Regions from separate parts of the Homo sapiens genome. Here region 1 is linked to region 2. Evidence: chromatin loops called from intact Hi-C (ENCODE). Cell type or tissue: heart right ventricle. All regions are shown on one strand.

Region 1 (2,500 bases), 56 kb before region 2:
ATGTATTTTCCTCCTGATAAACCTAGGATACCACTAAATCACTTCCAAATATAGCAAGCACCCCCATCCTGCAAGCACAGGTGACTCGACCCACACAAAGCCAGCTTGTCTGCATATTGTACCAATCCCAGTAGATGCTCAAATAGAGCTTCATTTGAAGACACTACGACAAGGCAAATAATTAAACATTCAAATTCCCAAGCTGATATCTGTATAATAAACAATCTACCCATCACAAAGTCCACCTTGATATCTCTGGCTTACAGGAAATGTCCCAAAGAGGCAGTCCACGTTACTACGGGGTTGGCCATACATTCCATGCTACTGCATAAGAGATTCTGGAATCTTACGCTAAAAGGGCAGTGTCAGGCCTGGCGGTAAAAGAAAAAGAGTAACCCTCATCCAAACTACACACATCCAAAGCACTACTGTCATTACACAAGCCAAATCAGACATGAATGATGTGACCCAGCATTCAGGCTTCAGTGTAACCCCACCATGAAACACTGGGTCTACCTTGAAAATGAACTTCTCATCCTCTTCCAAGTGCTCAGATGAACTGAAACCCCACGAACAATCACTACCAAGAAATAGCACTTCCTACTGGCCTGACTCTTCTGACAGAGAATCTCATGTCTTCCTCTACTAAGAAAGACTCACAGTCACCTTAAAAAGTGACTTTTTGGTCATTACACCTCAGCCCAAGATGGTCAACGGGTTAATATTCTTTTCTGATCTCTTCAATTATGCTGCCTAGAAGTCTGAGGGTTGGCAGGCAGGGCAACCTTGTCAGAGCTGCAGAGAGCTCTGCAGATGTCTCTGTTGTGTTCACTCAAACTGAAAAGGAGAAAAGATGGCCCTCTGACAACAGACAGCTGTCAATTAGATGGCACGCTCACACTCAGTAGGCCAATGAGCGGCAGTGGAGGTGACAAGTGCTTGGCTAATCAGTGTGCCTATAAAAAATCACAGCCCTTCCCTGCGCCACTCACACCAGCACATGAGGTGACAGCATGTGTCGTCTTCAACTGCTCCTGTTCTCCCTACCCCCAGTGTCATCAGTACTGTGAGAAGGCTCAGGTCAATGCAATATGCCTAGAAACAAAAATCAGACCAACAAAAACTGGCATAGGGAAAGAAATCCCTGCAGCAAAATCACCCAAAAAGGGAAATACATTGATACACTAACCTATTCAGAGCTGGTTCACATTGATACTGAAAGAAGACAACCCATTAGATGCTGTTAACAAAAATACTATCAGAAAAGAAGAGCCAAAAGAAGAGCCAAAGTTATCCATCCACCTGACCTTTTTCCCATCCTCCATCTTGTCTTTTTCTCCTCTAGCCACCAGGGGGCACTTTGGGGCTAGCTCCTTGAGGACACTGGAGATTCTGAGCTTTCACAAGTACCTCAATATTGGCGGTGGGGTCAGTGGATGGGGATGGAATGAATCAGAAAGTAGAGCTAAAGGAGAAACCTAGGGATTCTGTAGAGCAGAAAGGTGAGTTCCCAAAATCTTCAGCTCAAATATACCCCTCTAATCTAATCACTAAATGCTGAATTCACTAAGAAACTACCCGAGCCCGACAGATTTTTACTCACTAATGACAAAAAACAACCTCTCTTTCCTCTTTCTCCCTCCCCCTTACCCCCTTTCTCTCTTCCTCTGCCCCCACCCCGTCTCACTTCTCTATTGGTTTCTAAAAGAGCAGCTGATTGGAAGTAGAGAAATCAGGAAGAAAAACAAGGGGTGGCAGGGGGATAACTGGTAACTATAGAGTCAAATTTGTGGCTATCCACCTGCAGCACAGAGACAAAACAGCATCAGCCTGTTTTAGATAAAGATGAATTTGAACAAAATACAAATACATTTAAACTTGACCCTGATTTAGTTGGGAACTTGCATGGCCATTCTATGCCCCAACTACTTTTATTCAACTCTTCTTCTTCACCTATGCCAAATAAGAGGCCAATCTGCCTGCCATACCCAAAAGAAAACCTCCAAATGTTTTTCATAAAATAACTTTTTTTGTTAGATGGTTTCTCTCTTGTCACCCAGGCTGGAGTGCAATGCACGATCTTGGCTCACTTCAGCCTCTGCCTCCCAGGTTCAAGTGATTCTCCTGCCTCAGCATCCCGAGTAACTAGGATTATAGGCGTGAGCCACCACACCCTGCTAATTTTGTATTTTTAGTAGAGATGGGGTTTCACTATGCTGGCCAGGCCGGTCTCGAACTCCTGGCCTCAGGTGATCTGCCCGCCTAGGCCTCCCAAAGTTCTAGGATTATAGGCATGAGCCACCGCGGCCAGGTAAAATTACTTCTAAAAGACCACTGAAGACTAAAAAGGTCAAGTGGAAAGGTAGATATCAGGGATTAGAGTCCTTCATCTTTTGCGAGTCAATGAAAGAATTCACAGCAAAGTTCTGCTCCAAGGCTTGTCCAGCCCTGCTCAAGTTCTCAGGGCCCTAGAGGCTCCCAGTTTCAAGGCAATCAGGCC
Region 2 (2,500 bases):
CTAAAATTGACAGAGGCCAAGAGAAGGGAGTGGGTGGTTCAAATAGAGATGGGAGTTATCAGCCTGGGATGGAGGTGTGTGCACCAGGGCGGGGCAGTGGTTGAAAGGCAGGGGGTGGGAAAATGAAGAAAGGAAAAAGTACTTTTGAAAGTATAGCCTCTTGCTCAGGGCAAAAACTTCATGAATTCCAAAACAGTAGGAGGTTGAGGGGTTTGCAAATTCCTTCGTGGCCACTGGTGGGGAGCAACAAACAAGGAGTTTTGTTTGCAGCACAGGGGATGGAGGAGAGCTTGGGAAGAGAGGGATCCACATCTGAGGATAAGGGCAAAAAGCAGGCACCACGCTGAGGACAGCACAGCACACTGAGCCAGCAACAAAGGAGGCTGCCCCTCTCCAGACCTTTGCCCATCAAGTAGCTGGTTAAAAGCAAGACCAGGGATGATGAACACACTGAAATCAATGCCTGGAAAGAGGTGGGGTTGCTTATATGAGTGAGGAAGAAGTGACTTCAAAAACCCTCAGAAAGTATCTAGCTTTTCCATCCCAGTAGTCCAGGATCTAGCGCACTCCCTGGCACTAAGAAGCATCCATCCAGTAAATACTGGCCCAATCAAGGACTCAGTGATCACCTAGGACACAAAAATCATCCTTAATAAGCACAGTAAACATTCAACGCTGGGCATAATGGGTAACTCGAAAAGAACTTAGCAGGAAAGATGTCTTGGTTATTCAAGGCCACTTAAACGATCATTTTTCTTTTTTCTTTTTTGAGACGGAGTCTCACTCTGTCACCGAGGCAAGAGTATAACGGCATGATCTCAGCTCACTGCAACCGCCGCCTCCTGGGTTCAATCAGTTCTCCTGCCTCAGCCTCCCGACTAGCTGGGACTACAGGCACGTGCCACCACGCCTGGCTAATTTTTTGTATTTTTAGTAGACACGGGGTTTCACCATGTTGGCCAGGTTGGTCTCGAACTCCTGGCTTCAAATGATCTGCCCTCCTCGGCCTCCCAAAGAGCTGAGATTACAGGCCTGTTAGCCTGATAGCTGGAAATTTCTTACTGTGTGTCTATTCTTACACAGCATAACTTTGGGGTGTCTGTTTATTGGATTTATGTCTGAATACGCATGCCTGTTTCCACTCTGGGTGGTGAGCCACCACGCCCAGCCACAATCATTTTTCTTTAAGTATTCTATCTTACTTCCTTTAAGGACAAGTTTCAAAAGGGCTAGTCTAACAAATTAACTAGATAAAAACACACACACATGAAAATATTTCCAGCCTTTCTAAGTGATGCGGGTATGTTTTTCCTCTTCTTGTTAGCTTCTTTGTTCTCACTTCTTGAAGATTTTTAGGTGACTACCGCTAAGCTTTGGGGTTTTTGGGGTTTTATTCATTTTCTTCTTCTCACCCCTTGATCACCTGTTTTAGCAGGATCCTGATTTCTTTTGTATTTCTTCATTCTCCCCTGGGAAATTTGTGTCTGTGTCTGACATCTGTCCCCAACCACCTCCTCCTTTGTGAACACTGGGGTGAAAATTTCATTTATTTTTTAGCAGTGTCTCCATCGTCCGTCAATACATTACCCTTTCTCTGTCTTCCAGGCTTGACAAACCACTTTTCAGGCCCCTTCTTCAGGTACTTTGAGAAACAGCTCATTATTATTTATCATGATCTCATCGGTAATCTTTCTTCTTTTTGGCACTCTTAATTTGGGGATGTTTTCTGATATTCTCAACATCTTCCTGTAATCATGCCAGTCTCCTCTATAACACTTGATGTCAACTGTGCCTCTTTCTTCGTAAGTAATTGCTCTGTGCTCTCCAGTTTTCCATCCTGTTAGCCTGATAGCTGGAAATTTCTTACTGTGTGTCTATTCTTACACAGCATAACTTTGGGGTGTCTGTTTATTGGATTTATGTCTGAATACGCATGCCTGTTTCCATTCTGGGTGCTTTTTCCTTCACTACTTGCTCCTTTCCCCCTTCCCCCCTTATTCTTCTTTATAAGGTCTAACCATCAAGGCCAACTTTTACATTTTGTTTTGAGGGATAAAAAGGCTGTGGTTCTGCCTACACATGGCCTGCATTTCTCAGTGTTTGAATTAATGGCTCAGATAATATTTGCTATGAAAAGCATCATTTGATGACCAAATCCAGTGCAACAATCCATTAGGTCCCAACTCATATGTGTGCTCCAAATTTGCATAACCAAATCAAGCTTCCTTGCTCTTTCTTTCTCTTCTCTTGTTTGACCACAGACTTGCTGAAGCTTCTAGCTGGATTATCACATGCTCTTAAAATACTCTCCCATTCTCCACTTCCAATCATATCCTTTGTTTCAGATAAAACTTAATCAACAGGGGTTTTATGTAAGTTTCCATTTGTACATAATGATAAATAGTTTAAGCTATATTCAGTACATTCACGATCACTATTTTTCTTTCTTTAACATACGCAGATAAATCACATTCTATCCACCCTATTATTTCCCATGATT

Evidence for each region. A loop is a pair of places that touch in the nucleus more often than their neighbours do. Peaks named below come from ENCODE experiments on the same cell type or tissue, not always from the same donor. Only the 100,000 strongest peaks of a DNase experiment are listed, where the experiment ranks them.
Region 1: a loop joins it to region 2, with 25 times the contacts of the local background. A loop is called at or near these places in 1 of 110 quality-filtered maps.

Annotation. Positions count from the first base shown.
Region 1 is chr18:55,383,388-55,385,887 of GRCh38, forward strand. All of the region lies in intron 6 of TCF4 (transcription factor 4), which reads right to left. Among named protein-coding and RNA genes, the nearest start is that of TCF4-AS1, 68 kb to the right of the region's middle. In heart right ventricle, a CTCF peak has its summit at 1,339 (motif pointing right); no DNase peak of the experiment used is centred here; H3K27ac peaks cover 1,290 bases.
Region 2 is chr18:55,438,972-55,441,471 of GRCh38, forward strand. All of the region lies in intron 5 of TCF4 (transcription factor 4), which reads right to left. Among named protein-coding and RNA genes, the nearest start is that of TCF4-AS1, 12 kb to the right of the region's middle. RefSeq lists an enhancer at 1-654. In heart right ventricle, no CTCF peak of the experiment used is centred here; no DNase peak of the experiment used is centred here.